Linked DNA regions of Homo sapiens: all the other regions are linked to region 1. The links are chromatin loops, found by intact Hi-C in ENCODE. Cell type or tissue: dorsolateral prefrontal cortex. All regions are shown on one strand.

The links. Hi-C counts contacts between places; a loop is a spot of excess contacts. Peaks named below come from ENCODE experiments on the same cell type or tissue, not always from the same donor. Only the 100,000 strongest peaks of a DNase experiment are listed, where the experiment ranks them.
Region 2: a loop joins it to region 1, with 3 times the contacts of the local background. A loop is called at or near these places in 4 of 110 quality-filtered maps.
Region 3: it touches region 1 in a loop (4-fold over the local background); 52 of 110 quality-filtered maps call a loop at or near these places.
Region 4: a loop joins it to region 1, with 2.9 times the contacts of the local background. A loop is called at or near these places in 12 of 110 quality-filtered maps.
Region 5: a loop joins it to region 1, with 3 times the contacts of the local background. A loop is called at or near these places in 47 of 110 quality-filtered maps.

The regions. Positions count from the first base shown.
Region 1 is chr3:177,048,706-177,053,705 of GRCh38, forward strand. It overlaps TBL1XR1 (TBL1X/Y related 1), which reads right to left. Exons shown (of 16, transcript NM_024665.7): 5 at 2,799-3,021; 6 at 1,773-1,905; 7 at 1,292-1,433. Among named protein-coding and RNA genes, the nearest start is that of TBL1XR1-AS1, 14 kb to the left of the region's middle. In dorsolateral prefrontal cortex, CTCF peaks have their summits at 2,237 (motif pointing right) and 3,509; a DNase peak (open chromatin) is centred at 2,903; H3K4me3 peaks cover 1,260 bases; H3K27ac peaks cover 5,000 bases.
Region 2 is chr3:177,800,828-177,805,827 of GRCh38, forward strand. No RefSeq gene overlaps it. Among named protein-coding and RNA genes, the nearest start is that of LINC02015, 14 kb to the right of the region's middle. In dorsolateral prefrontal cortex, a CTCF peak has its summit at 1,992; no DNase peak of the experiment used is centred here; H3K27ac peaks cover 1,427 bases.
Region 3 is chr3:178,383,387-178,388,386 of GRCh38, forward strand. LOC105374235 (a long non-coding RNA gene) reads right to left here and starts at 1,907. Exons shown (of 11, transcript NR_188692.1): 1 at 1,821-1,907. In dorsolateral prefrontal cortex, CTCF peaks have their summits at 1,137, 2,156 (motif pointing left) and 2,355; a DNase peak (open chromatin) is centred at 2,168; H3K27ac peaks cover 1,921 bases.
Region 4 is chr3:177,463,121-177,468,120 of GRCh38, forward strand. The region is part of intron 1 of LINC00578 (long intergenic non-protein coding RNA 578); the gene reads left to right. Among named protein-coding and RNA genes, the nearest start is that of LINC00578, 24 kb to the left of the region's middle. In dorsolateral prefrontal cortex, no CTCF peak of the experiment used is centred here; no DNase peak of the experiment used is centred here; H3K27ac peaks cover 258 bases.
Region 5 is chr3:178,323,382-178,328,381 of GRCh38, forward strand. All of the region lies in intron 2 of LOC105374235 (a long non-coding RNA gene), which reads right to left. Among named protein-coding and RNA genes, the nearest start is that of LINC01014, 93 kb to the right of the region's middle. In dorsolateral prefrontal cortex, a CTCF peak has its summit at 2,232; no DNase peak of the experiment used is centred here.

The sequences.
Region 1 (5,000 bases):
CTCTTGCTTTAGCCATGGAAAAGAATCATTAATCGAGGATAATGTTTTCCAAGTTCACCGTGAATAACACATTTTTTAAAAGCCCACACTTTTCAAAACTATAAAATGCAGTTCAGAACTACCAAGCTCAACAAACCAATATTCATTAACCATCCTTTTCAGTGTAAACTATAAATTTCATTAACATGGCCAGTGGACCAGGTAGCGTAAGAAAGCTGTAAGATATCTGAACTAAAATATAATAAGGGCCCATATTAAGAAAATAATTCTGTCTTGATCTTACAAGTAAATAATACTACAATGTGCTAAACCCCTTTGGAATTTTTAGAATTGTCATATGGAGGGGAAGAGTAAATATGCTGCTGGCAATTTTGGAAGAAAATGCTAAAAATACCTAGCTATGATTTCTGAAAAAACATTTCACAGAAACTGAGAACTTTAGTGGGGATAATCATTTTAAAGATAGATCTCATTCCCGGGGAAAAGAATTGGAAGATCCTTTAGAAAGTCCACAAAGGGTTGTTAAACAGAAGAGAAAAGAACATTCATTTGCTGAGCAAAGAACAACTATCTTGATATTCTTTGCAATGCTGAAATAATCTAAGAGTTTTGGGGGAGGGGCAGGGGGTAGCGGAGCGAGGTAAGAGATGTATTTAAAACTATAATGGTGAGAATTTATCAACAACGAAGTCAAAGTTTTTTGTAAGTCACAGTAGTCAAGTTGTCCTGAAAGATGTTGAATCATACACAGAATCAGAGAATTACAAGATTCCTACAGTGGGAATAAAATTCAGACGTTGTCTAGACTAATGATCCCTAAAAGGAAATTGGTAATAAAGTTCTACCAGTTCACAGAATACAGAGAAAAACAAGAACATGTTTTTTGCTACACAGAATTCTTTTATCCCCTAAGGACTCGGTTGTTATAGATTTAGTATGTTGTTTGTTATTATGGTAAGAATTTTCACCTATTATCTCAAATATTTAGGTACCATTTTCACACTTCTACTTGACATTTAAAGAAAATGAAGTACAGAGTAAAAAGTAACAATTTAACCAAGGATATGCTGTGGGATACACTGAAGAGCTGGATGTTGAACCTTGGTCTGACTAAGGCAAGTCTGTGTCCCACAGTGGGGGAGAGGGCTGGCAGGGGACGACTCCCGGTTTGTTGTTACTAGTTAATAAAACCCCAAATTCTGAACAAATAGACAAACCCTGCCGTGAGTATGAGGCTCTGAGGGTTAGGTATACTAGTAATTATATCCATCATGGATATAGTGATACTCACATTCCAATCTAGAGATGTGACATCCTTGTTGCTTGGAACATCTTGCCCTCCTTCTCGTATACAATGTCTAAGTACTAACTGTGTAGAGCCACTGGTGCTGTTCTCACTAAGATTCCATATTCTTGCTGTTGAGTCTCCAGACCTATAAAAGTATGCAATATATTTTAGATCCTCATGACATTCTCACGTATCAGAACAAGGCAACATATTTACATCTGAATATTAATAAGGCAAATAAAAACGACTATCACGAATTTTCATTTCCAGTATTTTTCCCATTCTACACGTTGGGACCCCCAAGCATTCTCGAAATAGTAAGTTTAATTAAAAATTCTACAATTACTTCATGAAGGAATAAAAAATTTACAGAGACAAAATGGCCACAACTAAGCAACAACAGAAAACCTGAATAATGCATATGTTTATAAAATGTTCAATAAGATATTTTTAAGTCATTTTAGTATCACTTTGAGAAACATACCCTGATGCTAGGAGATCACTAACAGGGTTCCAGGCACAGATAAAAACTTCAGATTCATGGCCCCGCAACACAACAGCTTTATTAGGAGGGATTTCAACATCCCCATCCACTTCCATCATATCAGTATGATTATCTGCATCGTGAAACACAAGTAAGCATTTCCAGTTAGGCAGTATTACAACATGGTGGATGGGTGATTTCTTAACTAGCAAATACCTTCCTTTATCGCACACAGTGTAACATTTTTCAATTATATCCAGTTAAGCTGAACATGACTACACAGTCTTAGTCACACAGAAAATAAATTCTTATCTTTAATTAAGTATTGACCACATACTTTTTTTTTAGAGGGGTGGGGGTGGGAGTGGGATGGGAGACTTTAAATGATTAGACCTAAACATGGATAAAACGATAAAATGGTTTGAATTAAATATAATGTCTATCAGTACTATTCTGAGTTTCTGCCAGTAGGGGTTGCTGATATCATTCATATAACATGAGTTGCCTTTTATCTCGATGTCAGAGCTCTATGGTTATTTGTTGATAACTAGTATTACAAATTTTATTTAGAAATCAAATGTAGATGTAAAAATTCATTTAACAATGGGAAAAGGGTTTCTAGATATTTTAAAAAGAAAATAAAAGTAAATCTAGCTTTTTGGAGCTTTAGGAATAAAAATCTGAATTGAACTGTGTGATACAAGTTAGGGAAACAAGTTGGTGCAAGTTAACAGATGAAATTATTTCAGCATAGAAGATGGGGCATTTCTTCTGAGAAAAAATTTTTAAAAATTCTTGTCTCCTGGGACCTTCCTGGGGGGTGGAGGGTGGGAGGAAGAGGAGGATCAGAAAAAATAACTATTGGGCACTAGGCTTAGTACCTGGGTGATGAAATAGTCTGTACAACAAACCCCTGTGATATGAGTTCATCTATATAACAAACCTGCACATGTACCCCGAATTAAAAGTTTAAAAAAATAAATAAATAAACCATGTAATTAAAAAAAAATTCTTGTCTGAGCTCACTTGCTATAGTATGTGCTCCATTCTCCTCCCCATTTGCTGTGTTTTCTCCATTTTTTGCAGATCCTTGTTGGCTGGCTGCAGCTGCGGCAGCTGCAGCAGCTGCTGCCTGTTGCTGTGCAAGCTTATCTCTATAAGCTTGTTGTCTTGTTTGTACTACATCAGGCATTACGGCATCTATCAGGGACAGAGACTCTATTGGTCGACCATCAAACAAGGTACCATCCTGGATTTGGAAAATTGTGAGAGAAGAAAAATCAAAGGCAATATTTAAAGTTATTTGTATTTATACAAAATCAGAAATGAAATGAAAATCTTCGTTCCTAAAAAAACATTTTTAGGAACTTTCTGAATTCATATAAGAAGTCCGGAGGGAATAAAGAAACTACAAGCAGCAACTGGAAATGACTGCTTACATTTTCCTTTTCATTTAATTCATACTATTATTACAGTATAGAGCTGTACAGATAGAGCTGAAATGAAAGAGATAATAAGATGTAGGCCGAGCTGATAAAAAGGCTTATTAATTAGATTCTGAAATTCTGTTAGTCAAAGCAACAAACAATATGGAATATAGTTCATATAATGATCAGAGGCCTGGTGCCCCATTATAGTAAATACATCTTTTAAAAAACTAAAAACTTTGAGCTGAAGAGTTTCTTGTGATTTGATTCAAATATTAAAGCAGAAACAGACTTCATGGGGCTATAGTGCTCTTGAATATTAGGGAGTTATTAAAATTTCCAAAGCTCTACTTATTGATATTAGGAAGTTCCTAATAAAGAGTTCTCCAAGTAAGCACAAGAAGAGACACAAACACAGAACAAGTCAGAAATACAAACAGTACAAATTAGCTGGGAACATGCATATGTGAAGTCTGGTTCACTTAAACTGGTAAACATGTACCAGTGACAATCTACAGTGTTATTGCAGGGTACTGTGAGCTGCAAAAACACAGCCTGTCTTTCTAAACTGTCCATTGTAATGTAATATTTCAGGAACAGGAGAAAGTATTTTAACTTATAAATAATTTTTAAGATACTAAACCCAACACAGATACACTGTGGAATAAGCGCCATGTCAAATTTACACACATTTTAAGAAAAAATTTAGTTTTGCGTTACTGGATGGTCACTCAAAGAGCTGAGGAAACAAACAAATCCATTTTAGTATATTATGTAATTTCTAATTCTAGTAATAATCATTGATACAGAAATCATAGATACTTCAGTTTAAAAATACTCGCAAAAGGGGAACATGTTAATCTCTGAAATAGAAGTAATGGGAAAAGCTCCTCACTATAGATAAAAATTTTAAACTAGGCTGGGCGTGGTGGCTCATGCCTGTAATTCCAGCACTTTGGGAGGCCGAGGTGGGCAGATTACCTGAGGTCAGGAGTCAAGACCAGCCTGGCCAACATGGGGAAACCCTGTCTCTACAAAAATTCAAAAATTAGCTGGGCATGGTGGTGGGTGCCTATAATCCCAGCTGCTAAGGAGGCAGAGGCAGGACAATCGCTTGAACCCAGGAGGCGGAGGTTGCAGTGAGCTGAGATTGTGCCACCACACTCCAGCCTGGGCAACAGAGCGAGATTCCGTCACACACAAAACAAAACAAAACAAAAAACAAAAACAACATTTTAAACTAGACCGGGGTTTACAACCTTTTTCTGTAAAAGAGTAGACAGTAAATATTAATTTAGGCTCTGCAGGCCATAAGGTCTCTGTCTCAACTACTATTATGCCATAAGTAGCCATGGACAATATGTAAATGCATGTGGCTATGTTCCAATCAAACTTTATTGAGAAAAACAGGGAGGAGCATTTGGCTAATGGGCCACAGTATGCTGACCCCTAAGCCAAACAAACTACTCACATGTAGTCCTTAGATAGGCAGTACCATCCAGAGTTGGCTTCAATTACAAACTGGTTTAAATTTGGGTATATTCAAATAACGTGAGAATTTACAATTTTCAGGCCAATAATTATGATCTTAGCATTCCACAGCACAATGCTGTTGTGTTAATAAAAATTCTTTATTAGTGTTTACTTACACAAACAGATTAAGGCAAACAAACTACAGATAATGGTCCTTACAACTAGGCGCCAACACCTTGCCGGTGCAACCTGACTACCACATTAGGGATGAACTGCCTGCACTTTTGTTAACCCTGTGAAGCTAAAGTCAGAATACTGAATAAGCAAG
Region 2 (5,000 bases), 750 kb after region 1:
GTCAGTGGGAGTATAAATTAGCCCAACCACGGTAGACAGCAGTTTGGAGATTTCTCAAAGAAATACAAGTTGAACTACCATTCGAGCCAACAATCCCATTACTGGGTATATTCCCAAAGGAAAAGAAATTGTTCCACTACAATGACACACACACCTTATGTCCATCACAGGACTATTCACAATAGCAAAAACATGGAATCGACCCAAGTGCCCAAGAACAGTGAATTGGATAAAAAAAAAAAGTGGTACATATATACCATGAAACACTACACAGCCATAAAAAAGAAGGAAATCATGTCCTTTGCAGCAACATGGATGCAGCTGGAGGCTAAGTGAACTAACACAAAAACAGAAAACCAAATATGGCATGTTCTCACTTATACGTGGGAGGTAAGCATAGGGTACTCATGGATATAAAGATGGAAACTATAGACATTGGGGACTATTAGAGGGTGGAGAGAGGGAGGGGGACACAGGCTGAAAAACTACCTATCGGGTATTATGCTCACTACTTGGGTGATGGGGTCAGTCCTACCCTAAACCATAAACCTACATATGCACCCCTTGATTCTAAAATAAACATTGAAAAAGGAAAAAAAAAAAGGAGAAACTCACTCTCTTGTAATAGAATCAGATATAACTAAAGTGCAGAGTGGTCAGTGCTATAATAAAAGCATTTTTTAAATGCACTGAGGAGATAATCCAAAGAGTGATTAATTCTGCCCTGGGGAATGTGGGAGAGAAGAAGTCGAAAAGACAACAAAGCACTTTGGGAGGCCGAGGTGGGTGGATCACCTGAGGTCAGGAGTTCAAGACCAGCCTGGCCAACATGGCAAAACCCTGTCTCTACTAAAAATACAAAAATTAGCCAGGCATGGTGGCATGCGCCTGTAAAAGCAGCTACTCGAGACGCTGAGCCAGGAGAATCACTGGAACCCGGGAGGCGGAGGTTGCAGTGAGCTGAGACTGCACCATTGCACTCCAGCCTGGGCAAAAAGAGCAAAACTCCATCTCAAACAAAAACAAAAACAAACAACAACAACAAACATATAAAACCCCACCAAAATATCATGACATTTGAGCAGTGGGTCTTGAAATAATAATATGATGCATACCTGAGTCATTTCTTAGTCTAAATGGCGAGGCTCACAATTTTTTAAAGAAATTATTTGACTCTAATTATCCTTTTTAAACTTTCCTCCCATTAGTCTACCCTAGGATATCAGGATAAGTAATTTTGCACTCTCCTTGGTGTTCACATCTTTTAAGTGTTTATAGATTGTTTCATGCTTTATCATCAGTTTGCCAAGCCCACCTAGCTTAGTGCCTTTCAATTCTTCTCCTGTGCCAGCTGCCTTTCTTCCATTCATGAGTGCAGCCTGTTCCTGACTTTCCAGCCCACATGACGCTGCTATATATTCTGAAAACAGATGTTCAGAAGCAGCCCTTTTCTAAATCTGAATATAAACAATTCCCTGGTATAGGGTTTCCTACCTTTCCAATGATTCCTGCCAGCTTAGTTCATTTGCACATTTCATTCCCAATCTATTTATCCCAATGTAATAGCTTAGTCACCAAGCTCTCATGCTAAATAAGAGCTCTTCAAATGCCAACCTGAACTCCTCCCAGTATGACTTGCTATCCATTTATTTTCATTCGTTTACAGTCTATTCAACCTTTCAGCTGGCTTTTCAACCATGAGATAGTGTCCATATAGATGTCAATTTTTATTAAGCTCCTAACTAATTTTAAAGCACTACACAAGCTGTTTTTCTGAAGTTCTGTACATCTGCTACTCTGCACTCCCACGTTCCTTAATGGTGTAATTCTCTAGAAATGACCTATCAAATATGATGAAGCTCATTGCTCATGATCTGCATTTTATGCCTCTTCTTTTCTCTTCCTGACCCAGGTCTGTGTGCTGGGACCACAATGACACTTAGTGGTCAGGCTAGAATGTTGGCTGGCCTAACGAGCCACTGTTATTCTTCACCAACTGTGGTGACTCCGTGGGGCACAATATTTTTAAAACTCTCTTTCCCCAAGATTCTCACCAGCCTAGAAATTGGCTGGCGTTCTGCTATTATTCTCATCTGAGAGCAATCAGTGAAGAGGTTTCAAGTACAGAGGCACAGTACATCACCTCCTTGAACTGCCAGCTTTGATTTAAGGACGAGAAAATCTTGAGCAGCCAAACAGAGCTCAAGGTTGAATTGTTTTACAAAAGTCTGACAATTTTGCCCAAATGCATCAATTTCTTTGATAGCATCAAATGATATTAACATGGCACACTATTTAAATTACAACCCCCAATATTCCTGACCTCCTTTTTCTGCTTTTTCTATTTAGCATTAGTCCCATGTGATATACTTTATATTATACCTACGTTTTATTTTTCTGTCTTTGCCTCCCCCCCTTTAATGTAAGCTCCATGAGGGAAGGGATTTTCCTCATGACTGTTTTCCTTTATGTTCAGTACCCAAAAAGGTGCCTTGAACATAGGAATTTCACAGTAGGTGTTGGATGGCTGAATGTATGAAGGAATGATTTTATATACAGTGCACATCAGCTTAATAAATTATTCTTTTTCTCTACTAGGCTCAGTCCACTTTTTTCTGTTTCTACTGATATACTGCCTTTTCTCTTCCTCATCTCTAATATACATTTGAATACTTCCTCCATATTTGTTACCTCTTGGAAACTTTTCTTGAACCACCGCAGGGAGGTCTACTCCCCTTAGTTCTCAATTTATGTTTATGTTGTTCAGTTTTTGAGGACAGCAACTCTTTCACATGAGGCTACCTTCTTTTCCAAATGCCTTAATATGCTGGGTGGTAAATGCTGCCAGAATTGTTATTTCTGCCACATCAGCACATGTGTCACGGGAAGAAAAACACTGTTTGGTTTCCAGATTTGAAGAGCAAAATGTGTATTATGCAAAATGGCGCTTTGTCTTTAACGGGAGTAGTTCCAGTTTTAAATCCCAGCTGCCTTTACCATCTATTTGACCCTAAATAGTTGTTAAAACCTTCTGATCCCTAATGCCTTCATCTATAAGATGAAGTTAATAATATTAATACCTTCCTTGCAGGGTGAATGTGGGGCCTGGGGCTAATATGTATCAAACCCCAGGCTTGACAGATAAGACATTACCACTAACTGGCTATTATTAGTGTTGTTGTTGTTGTTATTGCTACTGTTACTATTACTGTATCATTCCTCCTTCCTCTGATTTACCACCTATACTGTGCAGGAATCTCCACTTCAGTAGAAAAAATACATTCAGCTATTTCAATTTGGGATTAAATTTTCCATCCATTCGTTTATTCAACAAGCATTTTTTGAGAGCCTAGCATGTGCCAAGTACAACACTGATTGCAAGGAATACAAAAATGAATACACATTAGTCCCTGCACCTTCATAGCTTTCAGTCTGTGGAATTTATTTACTTATTCAGCGGAATAGTTCAACAAATATTTAGCGAGCATTGATTGAGTCCCAGCTGCAGTTATGGGGACCAGGAATACATGAGTGAAAAAAGAAGATGGGGATTACTTTCTAGTGGAAGGAGATGGAAAATAAACATAAATACATAAATAAGTGAATTCTGTAGTATGCTACAATGTGATAAGGGCTAGTGACACCTAGTGAAGCAGAGGAAAACGGACCCGGGGTGTTAAGTTGGTGGAGGGGGGGTTCAGGGGCCAGGGGATTTGCAATTTTTAAGTAAGGTGGTAAAGGCAGACTTTCCTGGGAATGTGACATTTGAGCAAAGACTCAAGGAAATGAAGAAATGAGCCACATGGATATCTGGGGGAAGAACATTTCAGCAGAGGGAATATGAGCAGAGCAGGGAGCAGGGGGCTGTTGTAACAGAGGGCTGCTTTAAAATGCCGTGGCATGGGAATGCAGGGTGCAGGAAAGAGAGATGTAGAAGCGGGGATCTTGGTTGCGTTTTCCACTGACCAAGTCTTAGTCATTTTCTATTATTCCTATGACTGAACTGCCTAGGTTCCTCCCTTGGCTAGAAAGGCTAGATCTGGGAACAATGAATGGAGAATGCGTGATGTGTCTGCTGACTACACCTAATCATCCACTTCCAAGGCTTTTTTTTTTTTTTTCTCACCTCTATGACTCTAGGATCCTTTATTTCAGTGGTTTTTGTACGCGACAGAAGAATGTTGCCGCCAGAAGTCTGAATTAAGACCCCGCGGACATGGAAGATCCCCTTTTGACTTTCTGGTTGTAGTCCCATGAGTCAAATGACAAAAAAAAGAGGTGGTGGTATTGGGAAAGGTTTCTGTGGTTGCCTAGGACAATAGGCCTGATATTTCAGGGAACATCTTTGTATTGGGAGGCATAGATGAAATGTTAGAATTTCCGTGGAGGCCAGGAGCGGGGCGGTGGCTCATGCCTGTAATCCCAGCACTTTGGGAGGCCCAGGCAGGTGGATCACGAGGTCAGAAGTTCAAGACCAGCCTGGCCAAGATGGTGAAATCCTCTCTGTACTAAAAATACAAAAAATAGCCGAGTGTGGTGGCAGGCACCTGTAATCCCAGTTACTTTGGAGACTGAGGCAGGAGAATCGCTTGAACCTGGGAGGTGGAGGTTGTAGGGAGTTGAGATCACGCCACTGCACTCCAGCCTGGGCAACAAGAGCAAAACTCCGTCTAAAAAAAAAAAAAAAAAAAAAAGAATTTCCCTGGAATCCCTATGCAGACTTTCATATCAGTAGTAAAGTTTATCTAATGGGGAGATCAGACTTCCTTGTCACCAGCCATTCAGTCTTTCTTCTTCAAGGGCTCTGACGGTCCAGTCAAACCACTAGTTTCTCCTCATAAACGTGTGGCTTCTTACCCCAACCAACTCCCCTTTCACGCAAAGTAGACGCAGATGACCTTGAAGTTCTGTATACCATGAATCTTTCTCTTCTGTGGTGTTTACAGTCACAGCTGAGTACCACTACTCGCCAATTCAGATTATTGTGCAAAGTTCACCAA
Region 3 (5,000 bases), 1.3 Mb after region 1:
TCCTATGCGTGGGATGCACAATTGAGAGAAAGAGGGAGAGAGGCAGCTGATCTTCCCTAGTGCCCCTAGCATAGTAGTCGGGAGGTCAGGCAATTTCCTAAACTCAATGTACTATCATAGCAATAACTCAATCCATAACTCCTTCCTTATTATTCTATATTTCGCACTAGAAAAAAAATGGCACTTCTCTGGACTGGCTATATTGTTTACAGGAACTAATACCCTGTTCTTAGGGTCTTCCCAATGCAAAATTGGAAAAAGTATAGAAAAACATTCTCCTGGTATTTTATTACTAAATCTTTAGATATACATCTTAATTTTTGGATGCTTCTATTTCTCTCACAGCCCCAGAAATCCAGCGTTTCTTAGGACTTTCGCTATCCTGAGCAATCTACCAAAACCACCTTCTCTAAGAAGAACCCTATGTACTTCCCTGTTTTGGTCATCTTTTCCATAGAAAGAGGAAAATAAATGAGTTCATACTAAGACATTAATGATAGTAATTTGATAAATGGACTTCTCTGTTAATGGCAAAGCTATTTCTTTTATGAGTCTCTTATTGGTTCATTTCAGATATCAGTGACAGGCTGCAAGGGAAAATATTTGGAAATGGTTAGTCTTACTAGAAACTGCTACCCCTAAACCTCACCATAACATTAATTAGATGGATATTTTTAAGTCTAGCATCCTAGATTTAGATTAATAATTTGTCTATATTGCTTTTAAAATGAAGAATTACATTTTAAATGCTTAGACTATTAAACTGAAATATTGTCTGAATAAAAATAATAAACTGTCATTGACAAATAACCACTTCTACTTTCAACATGTCAGAGAAAACTGTAAAAGACAGAGAAAAGAGACTGGATACTGTGGAAGTTTCCCAGTGGGTCCAAAGGAAATAAAATGTCCCCTTTTCCTGAGCCCATTTAAGCCTTGCTTACATTAACTTTTAGAAAATGCACGGAGAAAATATTTCAGAGAAGGGTCTTACTGGGATAAATTCGTATATTTCTTGGAACTCTGGTAGCCCATGAACGACAGCATATGTTAGTGTTAACCTTGTGTTACATTTCTGAACCAGTGTCCAGCTCAGCCTCTGAGGCCATCTGCTTTCAGCGCTGAAAATAACCAGAGATGACTGAATTCTTGGAACACATTTTTCCTACTGTTTTATTAGAAAAACATTTCCACCCTAATCAATCTCTGTGTTTTACCTCAAGCATATATTTGATGAACATCCTAGGTTTGGTTCTTTACTACACACAGTAGACTTTATATCCCCAGGAAAGCAATATTTGACGTTGGAGAAGTTTCAGTGCACATGCAATGGAATCCTATAAAGTCTCATTTGCTTTGCTCTCTGCTCTCAGGAGGAAAAGGGACATGTACTAAATGAAACCACAAGAGCAGGGAGATAAAGGAGCCCGTGTGCTGGTATTTTCCCTGCATTAATGCTTTCAGCATCCTCCTCACTCATTTAGATGTTCTAGTTATATATTTTTTCCCATATCCCATCTATTGTGTTTTCTTCCCTCTTTAGATGGCTCTTTGTGGCTCTCCTGATTGTCTGTATCTGACGGCTGAGGCACATAATCTAAAATGTGTGCTCAGATAAATGGTGAAAACAGAACATCTGAAAACACGAAAGTATTCCTGGCTGACTTATGATTCAAATAGGATCTTCTTTGTCCCAATTAAGCAAGCCTACTTGAACAAAGATAGCTAAAACATTGTTTTCACACAGACATTTTTAAAAATGTATCAAATAAAGCAGAATAAAAGGACATAGAGGATGATATGGGAAGAACATTACTTACTAAGTCATTGCCTTTAGAAATCTTGAAGACATGTATTGAATTGCTTTGTTTCTGAACTGGATGGAAGCTCTGCAAAAATCCTCCTGTGACTTCTTTCATAGCCTTCATTCAGTTTTATATTGTTCTGAAGGTCCAGGCAGGGAGGATATGTAATTGGACATTTGGTGAATGCAGAGGAGTGAAATTGTGTCCAAAGTTATTAGCTTATCTTAGTTTGAAGAGCAAGGAGAACATTTTATTTCATCTAACTTTTTATAGCAATCAATTAATCCTGTTTCAAGGATAACAACAGAATGTCTTTATTCATTCTCATGGAAACATTGACATCTAGTGGGTCACTGCATTAATGCAGGCCAGCTCAAAAGCTGGGGGAAATTCTCAAATCTTTGTGATGCTCAGTGTGGTACGCTCTCTTTGATTAATTTGGCCCATTGATCTCACTAGGTAGCTGCTGTTGATAATTGTGTATTTTTAAAAAATGATTCAAAGAAAGCTGTAGAAAACAAAATGAACATATCTCACCTATAGCTTTCATGTATGTTATAAATAAATTCTTAAGGACTATTTTACTTGAAGATCTAATTCGTGTTTGTAGGAATCAAAACTCATAATGGTTCACTGAGTTTTACTAATGATAGAAGCTATCTATTCGTGTTAGGAGACCTGCAGAGCCTGGCACAGTAGTTCCCAAACTTTTAAAATTCATAGATGACTTCGATAAACAGTATGAATACTCGGCCAGGAAATTTTATATTTGAGCAGCCACACTAAATTTTGCACACAACCTCAAGGAGTGCATAAAACATTTGAAGGTCAGGCTGTAAAAAACAAACAAAACCTGAACTAGTAATAGTGATAGGAAACTCTTGGAAACTCTTTTATTTATTTATTTATTTATTTATTTATTTATTTATTTATTTATTTATTTATTTATTTATTTTTGAGATGGAGTCTCGCGCTGCTGCCCAGGCTGGAGTGCAGTGGCGCGATCTCGGCTCACTGCAAGCTCCGCCTCCCTTGTTCAAGTGATTCTCCTGCCTCAGCCTCCGGAGTAGCTGAGACTACAGGCGACCCCACCATGCCCGTTTAATTTTTGTATTTTTAGTAGAGACGGGGTTTCCCCATGTTTGCCAGGATGGTCTCCATCTCTTGACCTTGTGATCCCCGCCTGCCTCGGCCTCCCAAAGTGCTGAGATTACAGGCGTGAGCCACTATGCCCGGCCGATAGCAAACTCTGTCATACCACTTACTACGTGTCAGGTACTGTTTTAAGTGCTGTTCATGTATGAGCTCATTTAACCCTCCCAACTCTTCTAAGAAGTAGCTATTATTCTTCACCGTTTCCACAGAAAAAGAAACAGAAACACAGAGACATAAAAATATTGGCTTAAAGCCACACAGTCCCTAGCAGGTAGAGTTAAGACTCAAACCTAGGTAGGCTGGCCCCAAATTCTATGTTCTGTCACACTGCCCAAAGCCTTCAGAGATGGCTAGACAGGCAGATGGAAACCTTAGACACTGGTTTCACTATGGCCAGTCTCTTTAAGCAATCTCTTCAGACTACTGTAATTACTTTCTATCCACCATTGCCTAGAATTGTGTTGCAACAAATAGACATGCATTATCTAATGAGAGGATAAGAAAACAGGCAGAGAAATACGGCAATGTGTTTTGGGCCCCTTAAAATGGAGATACAATGCAAATTTGCATTACTAGGACTGGCAAGTCCTGTAGTCTTAGGCTGACAGCCACTGGAAATAAAAATGACCCACACATCGATCACAAAAACACTGAACTTGAGCAAATATTGTCAGTTCTGGGGTGGCAGGAGATGTGATAGATCTTCTTTGTGTTATAAGACCTTTAATCTTTCACCTTCATACTTTGTACTTCAAAAAGTCCCTTCAAAGCAAACTTTCCTGTGGTCACATTAGAAGAGAAGAGTTACAGCATCTGCTCCCTAGTATGCAATCCTCCTGGAGTGCAATGGTAATGAGGTTAGGGAGAAGTGTTCAAGTACATACTAGGTTACTGCCATCCAAGATGTCCCAGCTGGATCATCCTACTCACATCCTCCCCCAGAGTCTGCTGGGAGACTAAAGAAAAGGGCTGTTGGACAGCCAGAAACCTTTCTGAGTAGTGTCTCTCCCTTAAACCCCTAAACACTTGGCTGCGATAAAGAATCTCCTTTTGAATCCATTTCTAGATGGCAAGAGAGGGAGTGGAAGGCCATTTCCGCCTCTTTGAAAAGACCTGTTTATTTCCAAGGAACCATTTATAAATATGAGAGTCTCTCAATTACCTTTTTCATACAATTTTCCTTTGAAATGGATATGGTGAAAACTTGAAAAGCATTCTTTTTGAATTCTAGGAAGTTTTCCCTTTCTCACCTTTGGCACAAATATTTAACCAAGCTAAGAATCATAATTGCTCTTTCACAAATGAAACTGGGTTTGTTAACACAGAATTTCTGATGCAGATGAAGAGAAAGAGAAGTGAACATCCACGGATGGTAAAACATTTTCTCCAGAGTATCCTGACGAATCCGAAAGAAAGGCACACGTGTTTTCCAATTAAGAAAATGCCTGCCGAGCAATGGGTAATGCCATATGTTTGAGTCTCTTAAATGGAAATGAATGGTCAAAAGCTTTTTGCTAAAAAAGAAAAGAAAGGGGGTTGCTATTGCTTTTGTGGCCTGGTAATCCAAACTTCTGAAATCTCGTCACTTCATTTCTGTGAACGCCACTATTATCTTAAGTGCACTTGGACTATTTAATATTGATGTCCTAATTGTATAATTAATACAAGCAAATTTACCCTTCTCTACTTTGCCCTTAAAAATACCATTTTTCTCATTCAAAAAGAGAACTCAGTAGATTCCCAGCATAGTTTTCAGTGATTTAATCTTCTGTGATAAAGTCCTGTGCTTTGTACTTCACCGCTGGACTATCAATGTCTCCTCACAAACCCTTGAGGGATGAAATCAAAAGGCTTTTGAGATTCAGAATAGACTCCATCTACTGCCTCACCATTTCCTTATTCTTTTCTGAGCGATATGAAAGACTTGCTCAATAAATGTTAAATGAATAATAAAGGTCAGAGGAAGGTCATAATTTCTTTTGAAAGAGGCACATTTTCTTAAGCCCATCAAATTGAAATTTTCTAACTACAGGGGAAATA
Region 4 (5,000 bases), 410 kb after region 1:
TGAAAGGGCATGAGTAGCAGTGGAAAAGAAAGTATCCTCCTTGATTACTAGGAGTCTACATTAATTATTTCTTTTCATCTCCATGAAACCTCTCTGATACGTAGGTTCCCATTTTTCAGATAAGCAAAGTGGAGAGGATGAATTAACGTCCGTCATTACTCTGCTAATGGGATGCGTGCTTATAAAGTCACTATTAGCTAGGCATGGTGGTATGCACCTACAGTCCCAGCTACTTGGGAGGATGAGGTGGGAGAATTTCTTAAACCCAGGAGGTCAAGGCTGCAGTGAAAACAAACCCAATTTTCCTCCTCACCAAATACACAATAAATTGTTGGCACATTTTGTTGGCTATGTCAGGGCAAATGGCCAGAGAGATCATTGCCAGGTGCCGTAGCAGGTGTCTGGCCCCTTATTACCCATGGTATTCCAGGGCAGCACGCTTCCATCTAGCAGGGTTGGGAATCCATCTCTGTGGGGAGAACTAGATTCTGGGAGCAGCAGCCCATCTTCTAGCAAGATCAGGGGCTGGGATTTTATTTTATTTCTTCTTACTTTTTTGAGACAGGGAGGGCCTCACTCTGTTGCCCAGGCTAGAGTGCAGTGGTACAATCATAACAGTCACAGATAGTGTTTTGGTTAAAAATCAAAACAGAACAAAGTAAACTACAACAAAACCACATTCATCTATAGCCAAAAAAGAGTTTGAGAATAATTGAATTTTTCTTTGGGTTTCCAGAATGCCTCAAAGAGGAATCCTCAACTTTTTGTGATCTCCCCCACTTTTCTTGCCCTGTACTGGCTTGAGCTCCAAGCATCTCATCAGCCCCAGCCCTAGCTCGTGGGCCTCTATTTTCATCTCCCGGCCCCATCATGACTCTGCATTCCAAAGCCCGAAGTCACTGGTCTCAAAGAGATAGACTTTCCTTGGATTTAAGGGGAAAGAAGACTAGGAAGAAGCTGTTTCAATGAGTGAGTTGGGGGAGGCTGTGCAAATTCCTGCATTATTAATTTCGTTACAACCTACTTGACCTACTTTTGAGTGGCGCTATGATTCTGACTCAGATCTCGCTCTCAGATCTGTGTGTTTTGCCCCTCACCATTCTACCTGGGGAGAGCAGTGAAATAACTTGGAAAAAGACTGAGGTTTTCTCTTATTATCCCAGGTTCTGACTTCTTGATTTCTACTATCCTAAAACTTATATGTAACACCTATCACATAATTAATCACCGAATGATGTGTAATAATAGCCCGATTCTCTCATTATTTCCCGTGTTTGACTTAGGTCAACACAGCACATCACTATTCCCTCCCTCTCAGGTACCCTTTTCCTGCTTTGTCCTCTGGTGAATGCCTGCTCATCCCTCAGAGCCCAGCTGATGTGTTTTCTTCTCTGCTATGCCTTCTCTAGGGCTTTGCAGGATTCTGTGAACATATTTTTAGTGTCAGCTTATCACAGTGTGTTGTAATTGTTGTTTACCCATTTGCCAACCCCAGGAAAGTTTGAGTTTCTCTAGGGCAGGGGCCATGCCTTGTCCATCTATTCTCCCTCCAGTGCCCAGCATGGCTTCTGTCACTTAGTAGGTGCTCAATAAACATTTTTTAAATGAGTAAAAAACATGAATGACTTGGTTTTTCCTGTGTGTAGCAGAGGGCTATGCACTGAACAGGATGCTGAGTAGTATGAACTGATTGATTGATTGATGTGAGAGTAGGAGGGAGACACCGTAAGTCCTGGAAAAGGGAATGGCATTATGAAATTCATGTTTCAGGAGAATGGATGTGGCAGTAAGATCTGTTACTTGAGACTTTCAGACCTTGGAATAATTGCCTGTGTTTTGACATTCTTCTGTAACGTTGGGGAAATAAATGGAACTAATGGGAAAAAAACTCTTCTAGGACATTCTCAGATGTAGCTAATATTGACTCAGCAAAACAAGACTTCGGAAAGGATCCTGGCACATTTCCTTGCTCCCCAAGGTTCTGGGAGTAATTTCCTTGTGCGTGGTCTCCCTTCTGCTTTCTACGTTTACCCACAGTTGTTAGTGCTCTCCACAACTCAAGTAAGATTTAGAATAGGATCTGATCTTCCTTATATTTACCACTCTACCAATTTTTCTTCATAGGAAATTGGATCTTGTACGATTGGCTCACATTTGATGTATAAGATTTTCAACCACCCCGTAAGGACTTAACTTGTTATTCAAGAATGAAATATTCTCTGGTCTACAGGACTCATATTTGGAATCTCCAAACCCGGATTGCTACTGCCTGGATCAGCCCAGCACAAGTCCTGCCAACCTCTGTCTTGGCATGCGCTTGAGTTCTGTGTGTTCTCACATGAAAGCAGAGTTTATAGATGTTCAAACAGAGAGAGCTGAGAGTCAGTGATGCTAAATGGTTACTTAAGGTCACACAGCTCTAGGAGAAAGCCCCAGATCTTAAAAACACATTTCAGGAGAATCTGGAAAGAGGAAGACCATTTAGAAAATGGTGAGGTTGGAATTATTTAGGACCATTTATAACTAAGGAGGGAGTGTGCTCCACATGTGCTGAATGACACTAAGCCACTGACATAATTTGAGAAATTTCTGGGACTTAAAAATTTTTGTTTCATGACATACAGAAAGGTAACAGAATCAACTTTCTGTTGGGCAGGAATTTAAGATGTAGTTGGTTCCATGTAAGTGGCTGTAATTTCCACAGTTTTGAGTTAGGCCCTTCTGGTGTTTTGTAGCTGGGTATCGCTACCTGCAACTGCACAGCCTTCTGTAGATTAAAACATTAATATGAACCATTCATGATCTTGAGTTCCAATTTTAAATTTCATTTGTCTGAGTACTAATTTATAAAGATGAAAAAAATTCAATGTGGGTAATCCAGCTTTTCATTATGTATTAGTTGCATGCTGGGAAAGAAAGATACAGCAAAGACCCTGCCCTCAAGGAACTCACAGTTAGAGGAAGGGCGAGAAACCTCATCAGTCATGGTGGTGACAGAAACATGGAAGTAGTCCACCCTAGAAACCTGGGAAGTGATACCTTATGTGTTGAAGGATGTGTTAAGAATGACTTGAATTAAAGAAAGATGCAAAGAATACAGCATGGACAAGAACACTGAGTTGTAAACAGATGTTATTTCAATATGAGTCATCAACCAAATTAACATCGGCGGAGATATTTTCTCTATCTCAGAGTAGAAGTTTTAGTGCATTTCTAATTACATATTTTACATGTTTGTGAAGACCAGTTTTTCCCATTTTTAGATCTCTGGTTGACTTTGCTGTTGCTCTTCCTGGTTCCCTTCCTTAACGTCTGCTGTTCATATTTAGATGTGCACTATCATTTGGATTTCAACAAGGAAAAAGATAAAGATTACATCGATTAAATTATCATCCTGAAAAAGACGCTTAAGGAGGCAGTTTGGTTCACAGATTCATGTAAATCCAATGCATGGAAATGATGTACAACAATCTCTCATGTGAAAAGTCAATTGGAAAGTGATAAAGTTCAGGCTTTGCCCCTGGTATTTAGTTATTTGAATTTTGTGGCAAAACTCCCCCAAACTCATATTCTAGTAAGTTGAGTGTGACTATTTTAATACTAGCAGTCACAATTTTAGGGAGACTCAAGAATTTTGGATTCAGAGAGGTGTGCGTTTTAACTCACTGCTGTGTTTTATTTATTTATTTATTTATTTATTTATTTATTTATTTATTTATTTATTTTTGCGACAGAGTCTGTCTGTGTCGCCCAGGCTGGAGTGCAGTGGCGCCATCTCAGCTCACTGCAACCTCCACAACCAGGGTTCAAGTAATTCTCCTGCCTCAGCCTCACAAGTAGCTGGGACTACAGGTGTGCGCCACCATGCCCAGCTAATTTTTTTTGTATTTTTAGTAGATACGGGGTTTCACCAAGTTGGCCAGGATGGTCTTGATCTCCTGACCTCGTGATCTGCCCACCTTGGCCTCCCAAAGTGGTGGGATTACAGACGTGAGCCACTGCACCCGGTCACTCACTGCTGTTTTTACTTTGAGCTAGTAACTTAACTTCTTTGAGCTTCAATTTCTCCATTCACAGAATGGAAGAGAAATATCCAAGTGCTATTTTGGGATAAAATAAAAAACATTTAGTAATGCTAAGTACAGGACCTGGAACATAGTAGGTGCTGAATAAATAACTGTTATTATTATTATTTTGCTACCTTCATTCCCTCCACAATATCATATTGCCTGGGGATTCAATATGTGACATTCAGAGTCCAACTTCATAGTCTGAGGTGCAAATTAACTGCCAGAGTGATTGAGAGCGTAAAAGATCAGCTCCTCTATTTGTCAGTAGGAGTACAAAGTCTAGAAGTCCAATTGGCCTTCTGCAACTCCTTCCCTGTTATACACTCAGAGAGCTCCTGAGTTTCTTGGGGAGAGTCTAGTCCAGCTCTGCTCTGTTGTGATGTGCTGTGCTGGTGGTTGTGAATGACAGTGAATGCTAGCATGAATAAATTGAGTGTGAAGTGGAGATGGTGAATGCGGTTCCCAGCTCTTAAGGTGGCAGTAGCTGTTTGGGTGGTATTGCCCCTACACCAGCTTTCACACTTTTGTTGGCTACCAGTTCCTTAGTGTACCTGGCACTTCTCTCACCAAAGAAGAGAGGGGAACAACCAACCAAACAAACCCAATTTTACTCCTCACCAAATACACAATAAATTGTTGGCACATTTTGTTGGCTATGTCAGGGCAAATGGCCAGAGAGATCATTGCCAGGTGCCGTAGCAGGTGTCTGGCCCCTTATTACCCATAGTATTCCAGGGCAGCACGCTTCCATCTAGCAGGGTTGGGAATCCATCTCTGCGGGGAGAACTAGATTCTGGGAGCAGCAGCCCATCTTCTAGCAAGATCAGGGGCTGGGATTTTATTTTATTTCTTCTTACTTTTTTGAGACAGGGAGGGCCTCACTCTGTTGCCCAGGCTAGAGTGCAGCGGTACAATCATAACTCACTGCAG
Region 5 (5,000 bases), 1.3 Mb after region 1:
TTTTTTATATATTGTCAATACCTGCTTTTGCACAAGGGCAGAGTTGAGTAGTTGTGACAGATAACAAACAATACACAAAAGAAACAATGTAAATAACCATTTCAAGGCTCAACCAAATGTAAGGCTCAATAAATGCAACATTGTTAGTCTTTTATTTTTCAAGAAAATACTTGGACTATCATGATAATGACAAAAAAGAGATTCCACACCCAAAACTTAGTCATATGTTGTTATAGGAGGTAAGTACCTCCCAAAAGACCCATAGACAAAAATATAGCTTTTTTTTTTTTTTTTTTTGAGACGGAGTCTCGCTCTGTCACCCAAGCTGGAGTGCAGTGGGTGATCTCTGCTCACTGCAACCTCCACTCCCAGGTTCAAGCGATTGTCCTGCCTCAGCCTCCTGAGTAGCTGCGATTACAGGCACCCACCACCACGCCCGGCTAATTTTTGTACTTTTAGTAGAGATGGGGTTTCATTATGTTGGTCAGGCTGGTCTCGAACCCCTGATCTCGTGATCTGCCTGCCTTGGCTTCCCAAAGTGCTGGGATTACAGGTGTGAGCCACCACGCCCTGCCAAAAATACAGCATTTCTTATATTAAGAGAGTAGACTAGACTGATTCACTATAGCTATATTTTATGACATTATACCAATCAAACATTCAGAGTCTTAATTTCTCCAAGAAAAAAACTGTGATGCCTGGTCCAAACTTGAATAAGCACACGGAAACATAAAGACTCAGATTAGTTGCAAACATTAAAATCTTAGAACTCTTTTTATTTACTGCTATATATATATAAAATATATTAGTTTTACAAACATTTATAATTTTATGCTCAAGTATTGCTTTAGGCAAGGTGCCAGTTTATGGAATGCCTGCTGTCCCATGCTAAGGAGTTTGGTTTTATCTGATGGTGATGGGGAGCTACTGAAGACTTTCAAATATAAGATCAATATGTGGGTTATCATAAATAAAGTGTCAGGTGATGAACAGTAGTCCAAGAAGACTACCAGTGTATAGACAGAAGGAGAATAAAATGACACCAAAGAAAGGGGATTAGGAAGTTCAAGATAAATGATTTAATTGCCGTGGCAAGTGCAACGAAAAGTCCTATAAATCAAGGATTTAAAAATATCCATGGATTGGTCATTTAGAAGGTTATCGGTGACTCAGCAAGGCAAGGTTCAGAGGAGTGGTAAGGCCAAACATTAGACTGAAATAAACTGAAGAGTGAATTAGAAGAAATTATAGACTGTTCTTGTCAGAGATTTGGAGGAACAGAGCAGAGAGATCGAACAGTTGCTTAATCAAGACGCAAACACAGTATTTGTTTGTTTGTTTGTTTCTTTTCCCTTTTTGGGGTAAGAAATGTTCAAACATGTTTATTGGCTGAGGAGAATGAACGGGTGGGGAGGTGAGGGTGGATTGGCTGAGGAGAATGAACAGGGGTGGGGAGGTGAGAGTGGGGGAAAATGAAAGATATTAGTTGAAGAAGCAGAATATCTAATGGAGCAAATCTTGGCAGGAGTGAGAGGAGATGTGGCCTCAGACATGGTCAGGGTTTGGATTTAAACAAAAAGTGAGGCATCCTTTCTTCTGGTACTGAGAGGAAGGCAATGAATTTGATGGCAGATATAAACTAGCTTGTGGAGTTACATGTAAGAAAGATTTGGAGGATATTATAGCTATGACCTTGGTTTTCTAGATGAAAGAGGCAAGGTAATTAGCTAAGCATGAAAAGGTAGGGGTTGAATATGGATTTTAATAGACCAGTGATTTTTTATAAAGTGTAGATACCCCAAATGTAGAGACAGGTATTTCCTTTCTTTATTTTCCTATCACTGTCATTTAAGCATGATAGAAGCACTTCTAGAATCTGCATATAAATATTTGTTCCCACTCTATCTGATACTTCATGATGGCTTTCTTTTGTTTTGCATTTTTCTTGTATTATTTCCAACATTCTACTGGTTATATATTGTTGTTCCCCAGATTAGATAACTTTGAAGAAATATTTTGTGCCCCTAATTCATCTACCAACCTCAATCATTGTTTAATTCTCCCTGGACTTTCTGTTTTGGATTATCTTCATTTTACAAGTACTTTTCTGTGGTTAGAGATTTCTTTTTTTCTGTTTTATGTGAGATTTGTTTTAAGGACTTTGTTTTTAAGATCTTATCATGGAAGAAAAAAGATTTTCATTTTTAACGTTATACTGGCCTCTAGAGTAGAAAATGTTGAATATCACCAACAAAGGAAAACAGCATGATAACTGGCATGGAAAAGATTTGTTTTTAAAACTCCATTCATTCTCATTAGGGGAGTACTCATTTAGAGGAGCATTCTTTTACTTGAATACATAATTAAAATAAATAATTGTATTTTCATATACGGCATCACGGGAAAAAATGTGAAGAGACTATATAGTCTTAGCCACAGTATAATATTTTTGGAACAAGATGGGCTGAGAAGGCATAACATTCTATTTCACATTTACATCATGATCTTTCTCTAAAGGAAGTCAAGGTCTTAAATAAAACACAGAAGAAAAATTGTCCAATTTTTTTTTAGACATATCAAGAAAGGTAGAAAGGTGGGGAGTTATGAAGGTCAAAAGGCATCAAGATTGAATAAGAAAGAGAGTCAGGGAGTGACAAATTAGATAGGAGAACATTTTTTTGCCACCATTCCTCCCTATTCCACAGCTTATTAGTAAACAATTAAAGATCCAGAAGGCTGTCTATAATTTGCAACTTGAATTTCCTGAATTCCAGTTCAGCATCTTCATTGCATAATATAGCTTCTCCTACTAGGAAGATAAGTGATAGAAGAACCACCAAGTTTCTCACTGACCATGAGTGGTGGTCCTAATCACAAGGAAAAGGGACACCAGACATGGAACTTGAGCTTCATGGTGCTCTGTGAAAACATCACTTTAAGGTACTAGCACCAGTCACAAGCTTTCTGAATTCAGCTGCCAGATAAAGACCCCTTTCCTAGAAAGCCACCAGGTCATAAAGAGATTATAGAAGTGTCTGATAGAGTACTTCTATACCAGATGCCTCTGGAATAGAGCAGAAAATTCCAAGTATATTTAGCTGACAGGGTCAGAACATGTCATCTTAGTATACCAAGCACGTTCACATACTCTTCTAATTTAGGTTTCTCAACCATCCAGGAAAAAAAGCATAGATATCCCTTTTTTTTAAACAAATAAATGTTCAGGGGAGTTAAATAATATAGGCTTCACACTGATGTGAAATAGCAAAACTGGCATCTGAACTCATGTTGTCTCATTTTAAGCCCTATTTCCCACCCTTCCTTCAGCACTGAGTATTCCTCATTGACTTCACCTCTTCACTACTTGGGCAAGGCTTATGATTAATGATGGTTTGTATGGTAGGAAGTTTTTCTTTCATAAACAACTTTCATATTTACTGGGTTTGAAACTAGCCTTTAGAAGAACTCCTAAACCACTGGGTTATAAATTGGTCTTGATGAGATAAAGGAATGATTACCAGTATTAAGTCATTTCCCATAGGTATACCCCAAGGCTGTTCCAGAAGCTTGGCAGTAGGCAGCTAACCTTTGAAAATGATGTCAGACTCAAAATGAGGCGTAATTTTGAAGTATATTTCACTTAAATAGAACCCTAGACTGAGCGTCCTCTTTCTGTCTCTCCAACCATAAAATGCCATGCCATTCATATCCATGCACCGAGGTTGTTGTCTATCATACATACATGTATATTTTGGAATCATTTATTTGCATCTTCAGATTAGGCAGCTATGGATGCAGGACCATATCAGGCATGACCAGAAGTGGGTGATGTGTTTATTTTGACTCTCCATTTATACTTTCTATCCTTTTCTTTCATATTAATACCACCTAAGTTCTTAATAATAAACAATGCATTCTAATCTTGACCTCCAAAAGATAATCTCACAGAAGTTTCAATTTACAGTAAAATGTAAATGGCAGACAAAAACATCAGCTTCTACTCACTCCAGAAGAATATATATTTTACAAGTATCAAGTCTTTTACACAAAATAGGAAAAAATCCATCGTAGTGATTGTGGATTTTCCTACAAAGATGACAAATCTTATTGCCATCTTCTACAATGTAGCCTCTTTCCCATTATCCCAACAAGGAGCAAAAACTCTATTCCCAAAAAAATGTCCAGAAGGAGAAAAAGTTTGTTTACTAAACTAAGAGTTAGAAGGAAGAGAAAGATAAGAAACCTCCATTCATCCCCTATGACTTTAGGAAAAAAAGAGAGCAACTTCATGTGTATTGAGTTTCCATTACATATTATTCACTATAATAACTCTCTTTTATGTACTATCTGATTTATTTCATATCACTCAAGAGTTTCTTAAAACTCATGATAGAGGTAATTCATTACCACTGTAATTTTTAAGAAACACGCAGTTTTGAATGTCAGAGTTGAAAGTGGAACTCAAGATTTTTAAGCCAACTGCATTTTCACCAGCGCCACCTGTATATGAACTAGTAGGTATTTCTGTTGATACTCTTGGATCTAAAAAACTTTCTCAGCACTACCTCCCAGTGTACTGTCTCTAGATTCAAACTGCGTGGGCTCAATCTCAGCTATACCATTAACTAGCAGTGTGACTGTAGTCCAGCTATTTAACTCTGCTGAGCTCAATTTCCTTATTTGCCAGAAAGATATGATAATAGTACCTACATTGTTAGGATTATTGTGAAGATTAATTGAACTAAACTACATGAAATGCCTAGCACAGCGGCTCAATAGCTGTTCAGATATTATTGCCATTACTGACTAGGTCAGAGGTGGTCATTTTTGCTTCTTGCATGTCAGCTCTGATTGAGCATTTCGGGAACATTGTGCTGAGAAGAATTCAGAGAAGACCTCTGTAGAGAGAGTACTGTGCCTGATTTGTCCCTAAGAGCAGGATGGGCCTAAGGGAACCAAGTGTGCAGCAAATAGGCTATTCTGGACCTAGGTGAAAGCCA